Regions from separate parts of the Homo sapiens genome. Here region 1 is linked to region 2. Evidence: read pairs that join two places in POLR2A ChIA-PET (ENCODE). Cell type or tissue: MCF 10A. All regions are shown on one strand. Each heading gives the region's core, and the rest is flanking DNA. Links, peaks and the distances in the headings are about the cores only.

Region 1 (10,671 bases), core at 5,089-7,588, 270 kb after region 2:
CTAAAACTTCTGCTCAGAGTTCTGGTTACCATGTTGGGTGGCAATAGATGCTTAACTAGAAGCAAAGGGGCATGCCCAGGAACAAAGGACTGGGATGACTAACCAGCAAATGGTGGGCTTGCTGAAGACTGCCAAAAAATCAATAATATTTAGGGATATATGTTCAGCCAGAAGCTGAAATACTGAAAAAATCCTATTCAGAAGAAAACTAACATAATATTCATAACCCATATGATGTCTAATTCCACATGCTCATGGCTCTCCCAAGCTGGATTCTATGTGCTGGATTCTATATGCATCTCTGTCTTCAAAGCAAGCACTTCCCCTTCCATTACACAGAGAGGAAAATAGAGGCTAATGAAGGGAAGTGAATCATCTGAGTTCATTCACTAAAAATGATGAGATTCAGGATTCACAGATTTTGAGGAACTTCATGACACATTTCCACCCTCTCCTTTCTTATTCTGAATCCTCAGCTCCTCCCTTTTCCCGATCACCATCCATCCCCATCCTCAATCTATCTTGCCCACCCTCCTGCAGAAGGTGCTTCTTTTCTCTGGTTTGCTGAGCCTCTGAGGAGGGTTTGGAGGCAGCCACGTCCTGCAGAGGGGACAGTCTCCTTTGAGAAGGCTGCTAGAGGACTAAATGTATGAATATCTGTGGGAAGAGGGAGCAGGGATCCCTGGAGGCAGGTGTGTGTGCAGAGTGAATGGGAGGAACAGTATGTGGGTAATCTACATGGGCGTTCTTTGTTTACTCTGGAGACAGTGATGGTGGGGAATGTGGCAGGGACTAAAGAAAAGGAAGAGTGCCAGATGCAGTGGCTCACACCTGTAATCCCAACATTTTGGGAGGCCGAGGCAGGAGGATGGCTTGAGCCCAGGAGTATCAGACCAGTTTGGGCAACATAGTGAGACCTCGTCTCTATAATATATTTTTTAAAAATTAGCCAGAAGTGGTGGCACACACCTGTGGTCCCAACTACTCAGGAGGCTGAGGTGGGAGGATTGCTTGAGCTTGGGAGGTTGAGGTGGCGATGAACCTTGATCACACCACTGCACTCCAGCCTGGGCAATGAGACTCTGTCTCAAAAAATAAAAATAAAAAAGAAGTCTGTTGTCTCCAAGGGGACAATACAATCTTACAATTTATCCCTTGTTAAAGATAGATAATAATAATAATAACCAACTTTTATTTGCATTACATTCATTTTCTTTTTACATCTTAACACCTTTAAGGAAGGTACTATTAATGTCACCATTTTATGGATGAGAAAATGAAGGTTCACTGGGCTTAAGCAATTTCCACAAGGTTAAACTCCAGGGAAATGGAAGCACCAAGACTCACATGCAGACCTGGTTGACTCCAGGTTTGGAGAACTATCTCTGAGGCAGTATCAAATTCAATCAGGCTAGTGGAGGTGCTTGTCCTTCTAACTGGGAATCTTCCTACTTCTAACCCATGGTGACATCCCAGGATAGCTCCAGCTGTCCATCCAAGTCATGTCTGCCTTGATTCCTGCCTGCCCACCTTGAACCAGACTGATTAAAGTGTTCTTCCATTTGTCTAATGTAGCCAGCCACAGTTGTGTCTGCTGGGTCTAGTCAGAGAAGTGATCACTGGGCCTTCTGGCTGTGCTTATATATCTGTGTGGACTCCTGGAACCACCCATAGCCAGTCTTCCTTTTCCACAACTATTCACCCATATTTATATGATGGGGATACTCTAGGGTTCTTCTATGGGGAAATAACAATAGCATCTATTTATTGACAATGGCTTTTATTTAGCAGGCACTGGACTAACAGTTCTGTATGCATTATTTCATTTGATCCTCAGTGAAGGAGATGCAATATCATCCCCACTTTATGGATAAAGAAACTGAGGCACTGAGAGGTTAAATAACTTGTCCAAGATCACACAGCCAATACCTGGCAAATCAAACCCAGGTTTCCTGCTCCCAAGCCTGTGTTGATAATCATCACTAAGATGGCATTGTCTCTTTATCCTTCCCTGAAGGGGGAAAAAAAAAAAGACGAAAAAAAGCCCTGTTGAGTAGATGCCCAGGTATCTGAAATAATAAATATTCAGTAATGTTATCTTTGCCACACTTGTCTGATGATAAGAGTCACTTGGCTTGAAAGTTGAAGAAGTACAGATTTTCAGGTTACCCATTTGTAAATTCTGATTCTTTAGATGGGGCCTAGAAATCTGATTTTTTTTAAAGAGAGACAGCGTGTCAGTCTGTTACCCAGACTAGAGTGCAGTGATGCAATCATACCTTACTGCAGCCTTAAACCCCTTGGCTCAAGCAGTCCTCCTACCTCAGCCTCCCTAGTAGCTGGGACCACAGGTATGCACCATTATGCCCTGTTATTTTTTTAATTTTTGTAGAGATGAGGTCTCTCTATGTTGTCCAGGCTGGTCTTGAACTCCTGGCCTCAAGTGAAGGAATCTGATAGGAGGGAATCTGAAGGAACCTTAATAGGTGACCCAGAGGATTCTCATCACCAAACAAGTGGGGAAAATGTCAGCCAATGCATCATATATCTAGGGAGTGTTGTTTTATTTTTTTCACCCAACTAAACTACAAACTATCTATCTACTGGGGCTTCTACTTCAACCCCATCCTTTGAGATGGGGGCCGGAGGAGAACACAGAGGTGGGGATGGCCCGGGACTACAAGGCAGGTCTTTGGGCAGCATTCCCCAGACAGGGATGAATCAAGGAAAGGGATGTATACCTGAGAGCCTTGTGCCAACCAAACCACCTCGAGGCGACTTTTCTAGAGAATCTGTTCTCAGAAAGTTAATTGCTTCAGCACTTTTGTACTTGTTCTTTTTTTAGATTCCTAGTGATAGTTTTATTTTTTAAATGCCAAACAAATGGCTAAGTGGAGGGACTTTTCCATATAGACTAAAAGAGCTTGGAGGCCAGGTGCAGTGGCTCAACTGTAATCCTAGCACTTTGGGAGGCCAAGGCAGGTGGATTGCATGAGCTCAGGAGTTCAAGACCGCCTGGGCAACATGGTGAAACCCTGTCTCTACTAAAATTTAAAAAAAAAAAAAATCAGCTGGACATGGTAGCATGCGTCTGTGGTCCCAGCTACTCAGGAGGCTGAGGCACAAGAATTGCTTGAACCCGGGAGGCAGAGGTTGCAGTGAGCCAAGAGCATGCCACTGCACTCTAGCCTGGGTGACATAGTGAGACTCTGTCTCCAAAAAAAAAAAAAAAAAAGAGCTTGGAGACCCAGAGGAACCCTCAAAGTCATAGCAGTGAATAAAAAATTGGCTCCCCAAGACCTCAGGAAAATGAAGGGAAATTAAGTAGCGGTTAGAACAAAGCAGAGTTGAGAATAGCTGTACCTACTAGTACCTGTCTATCTGTGATGTTTCCTCTCAGTTCCCGTACTGGCCCTCCTCTGAGCTTCTCAAGGTCAGTTTTTGGTTTTGTTTTTATTTCTAAGGTCTTCTGATTCTACCTGCATAGAATTGGGTTTCCAGAGCATTATGCTTTGCAGGGAGAGTAGACCCAGCAGCTTGTGTGATGACCACAATATTGCATCTTCAGTCAAAGAGGAAGCGACAGTGACACTGTCCCCATGCAGACTTTGCTCCACAGTGCAGCAGTGTCCTGAAGATTCATTCAGTCTGTATCATAGCAGTCAGCTTGTTCTGTTTGTAAAGGGAATTCTACCCTAAGTTCTCAAAAGGACTAAGCTCAACTCAAACTGTTCATTTCATCCAATCAACCAAAAAGGACCTTCAGACACCTAAGGACATGCCTCATGCGGTGCTAGGCACTGAGGGTACACAGGAGAACAGGGCAAGATTCCTGCCCTGAAGACACATGAAATCTGTTAGGAAGACAAAATGAATTTACATGAAACAATGAAAAAGTCTTTAAACAGGATGGCAACTATAAAGAAAAAATAAACAGAAAATAACAAGTGTTGGTGATCATGTGGAGAGAGTGGAATCCTTGTGCACTGTTGGTGGGATTGTAAAATTGTGCAGCTGATATATGGCAGTTCCTCAAAAAATCAGAACTACCAGATGATCCAGCAACTCCACTTCTAGATATAGAAGTAAAAGCAGGGTCTTGATGAGAGATTTGCATACCTTTGTTCATAGCAGCACTGTTCACAATAGCCAAGAGGGGGAAGCAACCCAAATGTCCACGCAGATAAATGGATAAACAAAATGCAGCATATCTACACATGGAATATTAGTCTTAAAAAGGAACGAAATCCCATCACATGCTAAAACTTCAATAAACCCTGAAGACAGCATAGTAAGTGAAATAAGCTGGTCACAAAAAGGCAAATACTGTATAATTCCACTTAAATCTACTTATATTTTATATAATAGTCAAATTCATACAAACAGAAAGTAGAATGGTGGTTGCCAGAGGCTGAGGAAGGGGGAAATGATGAGTTATTGTTCAATGGGTGGGTATACAGCTTCAGTTTTACAAAATGTAAAAGTTCTGGACCAGACGCGGTGGCTCATGCCTGTAATCCCAGCACTTTGGGAGGCAGAGTGAGACCCCGTCTTGAAAAAAAAAGGTTCTGGAGATTGGTTGCACAACAAGCGAAATGTACTAAACACTACTGAACTGCACACATAAAAAATTATAAAGATGGTAAATATTATGTAATTTTTACCAAGATTTTTGTAAAAGTTGTTAATCATTAAGCAGCCTATCAGCCACAAACGCAGCAGAAGTTCAGAGACTGGAGACACTAAAGTTAGAGATTTCCCGGACTAATCTTTTTTTTGGGCGGGGAGGGGAACAGGGTCTCACACTGTCACCCAGGTTGGTGTGCAATGGCGCTGTCTTGGCTCATTGCAACCTCTGCCTCCCAGGATCAAGCAATTCTCCTGCTTAGCCTCTTGAGTAGCTGGGACTACAGGCACCCGCCACCACACCTGGCTAGTTTTTCTATTTTTGGTAGAGAACAAGGGGTTTCACCATGTTGCCCAAGCTGGTCTTGAACTCCTGAGCTCAAGCAATCTGCCCACCTTGGCCTCTCAAAGTGCTGGGATTACAGGCATGAACCACCATGCCTGGCTTCCTGAACAAATCTTTTTTTTTTTTTTTTTTTGAGACAGAGTCTTGCTCTGTCACCCAGGCTGGAGTGCAGTAGCATGATCTCAGCTCACTGCAGCCTCCATCTCCAGGTTCAAGCATTTCTCCTGCCTCAGCCTCCATCTCCAGGTTCAAGCATTTCTCCTGCCTCAGCCTCCTGAGTAGCTAGAATTACAGGCTTACACCACCACATCCAGCCACTTTTTGTATTTTTAGTAGAGACGGGATTCACCATGTTGGCCAGGCTGGTCTCAAACTCCTGACCTCAAGTAATCCACCCACCTCAGCCTCCCAAAGTGCTGGGATTACAGGTGTGAGCCACCGCGCTCACCCATGAACAAATCTTAAAAGATGGGTGAGGTTGGGATTGGCAGAGGGCAGGAAACAAGAATTCCAGGTAAGACCCCTGGAAAGAGACAGGAGCTAGGAATAAACATTTTTACGTGTTGTGGAGAATAAACCTGTATGTATTTAAGTCTCTCTCTGTGTGTGTGTGTGTGTGTGTGTAGATGTATGCACAAGCAGTGAGAAGTCTGGCTTGATTAGGGAAGGTTTACATTGCATGAGAGCTAAGTTCAACTAGAGTGAGGTCAGATTATAAAAGATCTTACTGCAGCTAGAAGTGTGCACTTGATTCCATAGACTCCAGAAAGGTACTGCAGGTTCTTGAGCAAGGGTGTGCTTAAGTTTAGTAAAACTGAAAATCTCCATCAATCTCAGTTGAAATATAGGAAGCAAAAGACAGTGATTTGAAATTTGTCTGTGCTTGGGCTGTGGGGAGCATGAACCCCAGAATCTTGGTGCAGTAATGGAATTGGGAATTGAAATGAGAGGACTCCGAGAGAGGAAGTGAGAGTGCAACGGAAGGCATGAGGACTTGTACAGCTGTCATCTTTCCTATCTTTAGGGGCTTTTGATTTTCCAAACTTGGAAAGTCATGTGCTTTGCTTTAGAAAGAGTCTTCGAGGCCTGGCACGGTGGCTCACGCCTATAATCCCAGCACTGTGGGAGGCCAAGGCAGGCAGATCACCTGAGGTCAGGAGCTCGAGACCAGCCTGACCAACATGGTGAAACCCCATCTCTACTAAAAATACAAAAAATTAGCCGGCCGTGGTGGCAGGTGGCTGTATTCCCAGCTACTTGGGAGGCTGAGACATGAGAATCACTTGAAACGGGGAGGCAGAGGTTGCAGTGAGCTGAGATGGTGCCACTGCACTTCAGCCTGGGAAACAGCAAAACTGTGTCTAAAAAAAAAAAAAAAAAAAAAAAAAGGAAGTCTTAGAAAGTTCCTTTAAAGTGCTGTACCATGAAATCCATATTTGAAGGCCAGTAGTCTCCTGGATTGGAGTGGGAAGAACCGGGGGTAGAAAGCCCCACTGCCCAATGCCAGTAGCACCTGTTGAGTCCAAAGGCCATATCTGCGAGCATGAGCTGAAGCTTCCTCTTGAGGAAAGGAGTGACTGCCGTGGTGAAGGCTGTGGTTTCAGAGTCAGAGGATAGAGCTCCATTCCTGGCTTGGTGGCTGACTCCATCCATGAACCTGGCTGAGTCACTTCCCTCCATATGCCTGTTTTCCCTTCTGTGGAATGCAGCAGAACGTCTTTTCCACCTGCTTTCACAGAAGACAGAATCAGCTAAAAGAAAAAGAAATTTTCATCAGGTACTTGTAAGCAAAGGGGGTGAGGCCTGGGCTGAAGCAAAGCCTGGGACGTCTGTAGCCCATAGGGGCCAGCTTTGACATGAACATGGGGGCCAGGTTTGACGTGGCCTGCTCTTGACATCAGAAGGCCATGGAGAGGATGTAACTATTAAACAACATAAACAAATGTTACCCCAGAGAGCCTGGGTTCTGGGAATATGAACAGGGACTCCTGACCAAAATTCCAGGTCTCCAAGTTCCCCTTGAGGAGTCATGAGGATTAGACAGGGTGAATCACCACACCCAGTGTCTGTCTTGGAGACCTAAACCCAGATATGAACTTCAGCAAAGGAAGGGGCTGATTCAAATAGCATGGGGGTTGTAGCCAGAGCAATATAAGATGTTCCCCTGGGTCCTTATGGGACCAAGAAACAGTTTTGCCCAAGACTTTGGATGCTGTTCTAGTTCTGAGGTCAGTGGCAGGTCAAAGCCATAGCTGGCCTCCATGGAGTCAGCACAGTAGCCTCTGGTCTGGAAGACTATGTGGAAAAAGAAGTTCAGAAGAGTGTGGGCTCAGAAATAGAGTCAGTATTCTCCCTAGAGCCTGTATTATTTCTCAGTCCAACCCTACATAAGTGGAAGGCAGAGAGATAGCCAGCTCTTCAGAGCTTGGAAGAAACCAGAGGGTGCAGGAGAAAGAACCATGTTGGCTGCTCAGCTGCAAGGGTGATTTTGCCACCACAGGGAAACACCAGCTCTCAGAGCTGGGAGAGGTGGGGTCTCAGGGGGAGAAGCAGACCCTGGAGCCTGAAACACTCAGGCATCTGGAGTATTGTGTTCAAAAACGATCTCACCTATGACCTCTCACCCATTAGGATGGCTATTATCAAAAGTAAAAAGAAAAGAAAAAGTGTTGGTGGTCGGGCTTAGTGGCTCACACCTGTAATCCCAGTACTTTATTTTCTTTTTGAGATGGAGTCTCGCTGTGTCACCGAGGCTGGAGTGCAGTGACAAAATCTCAGCTAATCGGAACCTCCACCTCCCAGGTTCAATTGATTCTCATGCCTCAGCCTCCCAAGTAGCTGGGATTACAGATGCACACCACCACACCCAGCTAATTTTTGGATTTTTAATAGAGACGGGGTTTCACCATGTTGGCCAGGCTGGTCTTGAGCTCCTGACCTCAAGTGATCCGCCCACCTTGGTCTCCCAAAGTGCTGGGATTACAGGTGTGCGCCACCGTGCCTGGCCTCAATCCCAGTACTTGAGGAGGCCAAGGTGGGAGGATCACTTGAGCCTAGGAGTTTGAAGCTGCGGTGAACTATGATCATGCCACTGCACTCTGGCTTGGGTGACAGAGTAAGACCCCGTCTCAAAAAAAAAAAAAAAAAAAAGGGCACTGGTGGGAATATGGAGAAATTGGAACTCTTGTGCATTGCTGGTGGGAATGTAAAATGATGCAGCCACTGTTGAAAACATTTTGGTAGTTCCTAAAAAAGTTAAACATAGAATTACCATATGATCAAGCAATTCTGCTCCTAGGTATCTACCCAAAAGAATTGAAAGCAGGAACTCAAACAGATATTTTTATACCCATGTTCATAGCAGCATTATTCACAACAGCCAAAAGGTGGAAGCAACCCAAGTGTCCATCAATGGATGAATGGATAAACAAAGCTTGGCATATACATATATGACATATTATTTAGTCTTAAAAAGGAAGGAAATTCTGGGCTGGGCACAGTGCTTCATGCCTGTAATCCCAGCACTTTGGGAAGCCAAGGCAGGCGGATCACTTGAGGTCAGGAATTCAAGACCAGCCTGGCCAACATGGTAAAACCCTGTCTCTACTAAAAATACAAAAATTAGCTGGCCATGGTGGTACACACCTGTAATCCCAGCTACTCAGGAGGCTGAGGCAGGAGAACGGCTTGAACCTGGGAGGCAGAAGTTGCAGTGAGCCAAGATCACGCCACGGCACTTCAGTCTGGGTGACAGAGCAAGACTCTGTCTCAAAAAAAAAAAAAAAAAAAAAAAAAACCAGGAAATTCTGATACCTGCTACAACATGGATGACCCTTGAAAACATTATGCTAAGTGCAATAAGCCAGACACAGAAGGCCACATATTGTATAATTCCACTTACATGAGGTACTTAACATAGGCAAATTTATAGAGACAGAAAATAGAATGGTGGTTAGAGGGGGTGAGGATGAAGGGGAATGGAAGTTATTATTTACAGGTGGAGGTTCTGTCTGGGATAATGAAAAAGTTCTGGAATGTGTATCAGTGATTTTTACACAACAATGTGAATGTATTTAATGTCACTGAAATATACATTTTAAAATAGTTAAAAAGGTAAATTTTGGCTAGGTGTGGTGGCTTACACATGTAATCCCAGCACTTTGGGAGGCTGAGGTGGGAGGATTGCTTGAGGCCAGGAGCTCAAAACCAGCCTGGGCAACATAGTGAGCAAAACCCTGTCTTTACAAAAAATTTAAAAAATTAGCCAGATGTGGAGGATTGTTTGAGCCTGGGAGTTTTCTTTGTTTGTTTGTTTGGTTGGTTTTTGTTTTGTTTTGTTTTGTTTCTGTTTTTGAGACAGAGTCTCATTCTGTAGCCCAAGCTGGACTGCAGTGGCACGATCTCGTCTCACTGCAATGTCCACCTCCTGGGCTCAAGCAATTCTTATGCCTCAGCCTCCCGAGTAGCTGGGACTACAGACGCATGCCACCATGCCCAGCTAATTTTTTGTATTTTAGTAGAGAAATACATGTTTCACCATGTTGCCCAGGGTGGTCTCGAACTCCTGTGCTCAGGCGATCCACCCACCTTGGCCTCCCAAAGTGCTGGGATTACAGGTGTGAGCCACTGTGCCCGGCCAAGCCCAGGAGTTTGAGGCTTGATTGCGCCACTGCATTCCAGCCTAGGCAACAGAGTGAGACTCTGTCTAAAAAATAATAATAATAATAAATAATAATAAATAAATAAAAAGTAGGGCAGGGTAGGTGGCAGGCACGGTGGCTCACCCCTGTAATCCCAGCACTTTGGGAGGCTGAGGTAGGTGGGTTGCTTGAGCCCAGGAGCTCGAGACCAGCCTGGGCAACATAGTGAAACTCCATTTCTACAAAAAATTAGCCAGGCATGGTGGCACATACCTGTGGTCCCAGCTACCCAGGAGACAGAAGTGGGAGGATCACTTGACCCCCAGAGGTTGAGGCTTCAGTGAGCCATGATCATGCCATTGCACTCCAGCCTGGGTGACAGAGTGAGAATCTGTCTCAAAAAAAAGTAAATTTTATGTTATGTATAATTTACCACAATAAAATAAATAATAATTTTTAAAATGGTAAATTTTGGCTGGGTACAGTGGCTCATGCCTGTAATCCCAGCACTTTGGGAGGCCGAGGTGGGTGGATCACCTAAGGTCAGGAGTTCAAGACTAGCCTGGCCAACATGGTGAAAACCCTGTATCTACTAAAAATACAAAAATTAGCCAAGCATGGTGGTGGATGCCTGTAATTCCAGCTACTTGGGAGGCTGAGGCAGGAGAATCTCTTGAACCTGGGAGGCAGACGTTGCAGTGAGTCAAGATGGTGCCACTATGCTCCAGCCTGGGCAACAGTGCCTGAGACTTCATCTCAAAAAATAAAAATAAAATAAAATAAAATAAAATGGTAAATTTTATGTTGATATATTTTGCTACAAAAAAAGTTACCCAAAACAAAAGGATCCCACAACAGAAGGATCTAGCAGACTCTGAGACTGAGACTCAGAGACGTGAGAAGACAGCAGCAACGACATTCAGTGATGTGAACTGAGATGGGGGTGGGGACTGGGATGGAGATAAAGAACCTGCTGGCAAGGGACAAGGATCAAGTGTGAGTGTTAGAGATGAAAGAGAAGTTGACCCAGCTGGGCACTATGGCTCACACCTGTAATCC
Region 2 (5,993 bases), core at 98-2,597:
AAAAAAAGATTTTCCTTATTTTTATCATTTCAACGTAGATCTGATCTATGATACTTCACAATCTTTTTTTTCTTTCTTTCTTTTTTTTTTTTTTTGAGACAGTCTCGCTCTGTCGCCCAGGCTGGAGTGCAGTGGCGCGATCTCGGCTCACTGCAAGCTCCGCCTCCCGGGTTCATGCCATTCTCCTGCCTCAGGCTCCCAAGTAGCTGGAACTACAGCGCATGCCACCATGCCCCGCTAATTTTTTAGTATTTTTAGTAGAGATGGGGTTTCACTGTGTTAGACAGGATGGTCTCGATCTCCTGACCTCATGATCTGCCCGCCTCGGCCTCCCAAAGTGCTGGGATTACAGGCGTAAGCCACCGCGCCCAGCTCACAATCTTTTAAATTGTTCATTCATTAACTCAACAAATATTTATCGAGCATCTGTTCTACTACAGGAGACACTACAGATTTGGCAAAGATCAAGAACATGTGCTGCCCTTTTAGAACTTACATTCTAAGGAGAGAAAGATGAATAATCAAGTAACAAAAAAGAACAGCATCAAATGATCATAAGTGCTATTCAAAGAATTAAAACCAGCAGATCAATGTAGAGAAAGAAATTTTAAACTTTAAATCATTTCTTCAAAAGCATAAAACCCTCAGTATTCCATGGAAAAATAATATACATACTCAAATTGAACTATGAAAATTTACCAAAAGCAGACAAATTTCCCAATGGAGGAAAAAACACTTTAAAAGTGATCATCCTTCAAAGGGCAATAACAGAATTAAAAGCTTGGATATATAATTCAGTCATGTTTTTCTAAATTATTTTACATAATTGTGGCAGACTTAAAATGGGAACAATATCTTAGAGACAAGAAGTCTATGTTCCCTTCTCTTAAATCTGGGCTAGCCTGGAACTCCTCTGACCAATAGTGTATAGTGAAGGTGATGCTATGCCAGATTCTAAGCTAGCCTTTGAGAGGGCTGCCAGCTCCTGCTTTGGTCTCTTGGAGCTGCCACGTGAGAAGTCCAACTACCCAGCTGAAGAAACCACAGAGAGGATCTCAAACTACACTAAGAGAAGCCCAGTTGAGCCAAGCCTCCAGTTACCCTAAGGCATAAGGTGAGTGAATAAAGATAAGATGGACCCTCCAGACCAGACCTGTTGTCAGCTAAACACCTCCAAGTGATCTTATTCACCATATAGAACAGAATCAACAGGCCAAGCTGTGTCTGAATTCCTAATCCAAAAATCATGACATCTAATAAAGTAGTTATTTTAAGCCACCAAATTTTGGAATAGAAAACCAAACTGTGTGAAAAATACATTTTTTGGCCAGACACAGTGGCTCACGCCTGTAATCCTAACATTTTGGGAGGCTGAGGCGGGAGGATCACTTGAGCTTAGGAGTTCAAGACCAGCCTGGGCAACATAGTGAGACCTCATCTCTATTATATTTTTCTACATTTATATTTTTTTAATTAAAAATACATTTTTTACATTGTAACCCAGTACCCTATACATATAACTGAAACAATGATTCACAGAGCAATACTTACCTCTTAGGTACTCAATGCACAATATTTTTTATTCTATTTCTCGTTTATAAAATACCACTTGTGCAATACTCAAAAAGGCTCATGTAGTCTGGAAAACATTTTAGTCTATACAACTCACTTAACAGGTGCATTCACAAATCCAGACAGAGACCTTAATAGGACTCAGGTGTCCTTATCCCTAATCCAAAGCTCTTTTCCTTGCACCATGCTAAAAGCCAATAGGTATTACAGTTTGTAACCAGAAGTTCCTCACAAGCTCATATAAACACCTCAGAACTGAGTGAAAGCTTAAAAAGCTTCATGGAAGTCATGTAGCAATCAGAAATAGCTAAGAGGAACTGAGACTTTTCCTATTTTAACCATTTCTTTTTTTTTTTTCTTTTTTTTTTTTTTTGAGACGGAGTCTCACTTTGTCACCCAGGCTGGAGTGCAGTGGCGCAATCTTGGCTTATTGCAACTTCCACCTTCCAAGTTCAAGCGATTCTCCTACCTCAGCCTCCTGAGTAGCCAACGTGGGCAGAACACTTGAGGCCAGGAGTTTCAGACCAGCCTGGGTGACATGGCAAAACCTCATCTCTACAAAAAATACCAAAATTAGTTGGGCGTGGTGGCACAAGCCTGTGGTCCCAGCTACTTGGGAGGCTGCGGTGGGAGGATGGCTTGAGCCCGGAGGTGAATGTTACAGTGAGCTAAGATTGTTCAACTGCACTACAGCCTCTGCAACCAAGTAAGACCCCATCTCAAAAAATAGTACTAATAAATTGTTCTTAACTAGAACATTTTAATTAAACACAAGCAAAATTGGTTTGTCTAAAGTTTTGATTAGAAAATACAATCTACTGGCCGGGCATGGTGGCTCACGCCTGTAATCCCAGCAATTTGGGAGGCCGAGGCGGGCAGATCACCTAAGGTTGGAACTTCAAGACCAGCCAGGCCAACACAGTGAAACCCCGTCTCTACTAAAAATACAAAAATTCACTGGGTGTGGTGGCGCATGCCCTTAATCCTAGCTACTTGGGAGGCTGAGTCAGGAGAATCACTTGAACCCAGGAAGTGGAAGTGTACCCAGGAGGCCACTGCACTCCAGCCTGGGCAACAGAGCAACTCTGTCTCAAAGAAACATGAGAAAAAAGAAAATATAATCTACTAAAAATTCCAGTTCAATGAGTTAATCCATTTGCAAACCATACCACTAAGTAGATCCCACAAGAGAATAATTATTTTGGGGGGGATAAAACTACATATGTGTGAATAAGAAAACTTGAGAGACACAAGTCTAGACAAGATTATAAAACACAATTGACAATTGCCACAGAATTTCTTTAAACAGGGTGCTTATCTAGCACATACAGAATTTACTGACAGCTTCTCAATTTCTATCTTCATACATAATATAAACAGCAAGACACATGAGTCAGAGGTCCTGAACGTGAGATGAATGTTTACTACTTAGGGACTCTTAACCTCTCGGGGGTCTGTTTCCTCAGCTAAAGACAGATTGCCTGGTTGTCTTCTTGTGGAGATCAATAAGAAAATGTAAGTGAAAGTACTTGACATTTTCTTCAAATATGTTATTCTTATCTTAAAAAAAATTAAATTTAATTAAAAAAAAAAGCTCCCCAGGAAATTGATGCTTCATTTCTTATTCCAGAGCCTAGAGCAACGGTAAGTTATAAGACTCAGGATCAAATCTCACCTTGGATACTTAGTAGCTGTAACTTACTGTGTTACCTTACTGATACCACCTAGCCTCTCTGGGCTTTAATACCCTCAACTGTACAACCCAAATATTAGACTCTGATTTTAAGTACCTCATCAAGCACTAATAATCTAAAAAGTCTAAAATATGTTCAGAGTTTTCAAAAATCACAAGAAACTGTGAACCACCATTTCAAAGCCACATCTGGCTGATACTGAAATCTGCTGCTTTCACACCCCAACTCGATGTCTTGCAGGAAATCTCAGCTCTAGGAGGGAACATTTCCAACTCTACCTGAGAACAGGCACTCTTAGGCATCTCCTCCCTCCGCTGCTCCTATCCCAACTCCCACCAGCATTCCCAAGCAGTCTTCGGAAATATGAAAGTAGTTTCTCAAAGAGAAAGGCTGAGAGAGCCTGCTTTAACCTGTTTTATGAGAGTAAAGAATCAACATCTTGGGAAACAAAGAAAACACTTAAAGATCTTTGAGTTTGACTTGATATCTACAAGAAACTAACACGTCTTCTCAGGAATCGAGTTTATTGAAACTTCACAGAGAACTGAGGTCAAAGGTCTCTGATGTGGTGTTTTTTTACATTTGAAAAATGTAGGAATGCTACACAAATATGGGGGAAATAGTGCTAAAGAAGAGATTCTTGTCCTCCAGAGGAAACTAGGCAAAGATAAGAATCTACGAGTATAAGTCTAGAAATGTATATATTTCTCTAAAGAACACCCTTAGGATATGCAAACACAGAGATGAATACCCCTAAGGAAGTCAATGTATTATGTAGAGAAGAACCTACACTCCCCTCCCAAAAAAAAAGGACAAATTTTTCCTTTTTTAAGATGGAGTCTCACTCTGTCGCCCAGGCTGTGGTGCAGTGGAGCAATCTGGGCTCACTGCAACCTCTGCCTCCCAGGTTCAAGCAATTATCCTGCCTCAGCCTCCCAAGTAGCTGGGATTACAGGCGCCCACCACCATGCCCAGCTAATTTTTGTATTTTTAGTAGAGACAGGGTTTCAACATGTTGGCCAGGCTGGTCTCGAACTCCTGACCTCAAGTGATCTGCCTGCCTCAGCCTCCCAAAGTGCTGGGATTACAGGCATGAGCCAACATACCCAGCCTAAAATACTATTTTTAATAAACATTTTATACTATGTACTGAATTTAATAATGTAACCAAGTTTTATTATAATATCTCAAACCTAAACAATCAAATTTAATACATTTGGATGAACAAGCAATAAGTAAAACAAGACAAAGTAGAATTTCATCACTATGTTTTATATGCATCAACATGCTATCCTATGATAAAATGTTTTATAATCAATTCATCCTGAGTAGGTGAGAACAGATATAGACAACAGCATAAATCTGCATCACTTCTACGGCTTAATGGCTTCAATCTTCAACAAAACTAAGAACTAAAAATGATAACTAAGGTCTCAGCTGGGCTGAGAAAAAACTATTTTAAAAAATTCTATTTTAGGAGAAGACTTCCTCAGTCAAGCCTATAAAACAACAAACTATTTAAATCTCTATGTGGTTAAGTTCAAAGACAAACAAGAGAACTGTTTATTTGTAAAGGAAATAATTTTCTTGTATTTCAATTTGTTTCCTCAAAAACTTAGATAATTTTTCAGACTGCCATTCTAGGGCTAAGAAGGAAACAGTTTCTTTTGCTATATCGAGATTAAAGGAATTTGAGAAAACCTAAGACATCTGAATTTGACTTTTTTGCCCTATTTTGTTTTTAAGTGACCCCTCCTAGATGAGTCAATAGAGACAAACTTCTTTAAAAACAAATTTTGTGGTACTATGGATTCATTTCACAGTATGTTATGTTACACAGTACATTATGAAATTCTGAACAGTATTACTGACCTTCCATGCTTGTGCAGTTCTAATTACACTGCAAACAGCCTTACTAATTAAAGGCTTGCTAACACAGAGAAAAGAGATTCATCATTCTAACAGGTCACTGGGATCTTCTTTGTACATTCACTCTTTCAGAAACTCTATTCCTCCCCCAAATACGCAATTCTACTATATTAAAAGAAGAAAGAATGAGTGAAGACATCAACCACGGGACCTTAAGAAAAGGTTACTGTTGGCCGGGCACAGTGGCTCGCGCCTGTAATCCCAACACTTTGGGAGGCCGAGGCGGATGGATCACAAGGTCAGGAGATCGAGAACATCCTGGCTAACATGGTGAAACCCCGTCTCTACTAAAAATACAAAAAATTAGCCAGGTGTGGTAGCGGGCACCTGTAGTCCCAGCTACTCAGAGGCTGAGGCAGGAGAATCGCTTGAACCCGGAAGGTGGAGGCTGCAGTGAGCCGAGATCATGCCACTGCACTCCAGCCTGGGTGACAGAGCAAGACTCATCTCAAAAAAAAAAGAAAGAAAATGTTACTGTTCACGTAGGAGAAGTGTATTTATTCTGAGGGAATTTTTCCCCATAGACAAATATAATAAATGGCTATTATAATCGAGCTCACTATGGTCACCAGAAAGAACAGAAACGCAAACTGGGGACAGGCGTGGTAGCTCACACCTGTAATCCCAGAACTTTGGGAGGCCAAGCCAGGCAGATCACTTGAGGTTAGGAGTTCAAGACCAGCCTGGCCAACATGGTGAAACCTAAAAACACAAAAATACAAAAATGAGCTGGGCACAGTGGTGCATGACTGTAATCCCAGCTACTCAGGAGGCTGAGGCAGGAGAATTGCTTGAACC

Evidence for each region. ChIA-PET counts read pairs that join two places held together with the same protein. Peaks named below come from ENCODE experiments on the same cell type or tissue, not always from the same donor. Only the 100,000 strongest peaks of a DNase experiment are listed, where the experiment ranks them.
Region 1: POLR2A ChIA-PET joins it to region 2 with 5 read pairs; 6 of 35 experiments call an interaction of 5 or more read pairs at or near these places.

What each region holds. Positions count from the first base shown.
Region 1 is chr10:73,895,503-73,906,173 of GRCh38, reverse strand. No RefSeq gene overlaps it. Among named protein-coding and RNA genes, the nearest start is that of PLAU, 10 kb to the left of the region's middle. In MCF 10A, for the core only: no CTCF peak of the experiment used is centred there; a DNase peak (open chromatin) is centred at 6,603.
Region 2 is chr10:74,162,639-74,168,631 of GRCh38, reverse strand. The region is part of intron 1 of ADK (adenosine kinase); the gene reads right to left. Among named protein-coding and RNA genes, the nearest start is that of ADK, 14 kb to the right of the region's middle. RefSeq lists an enhancer at 917-1,036. In MCF 10A, for the core only: no CTCF peak of the experiment used is centred there; no DNase peak of the experiment used is centred there.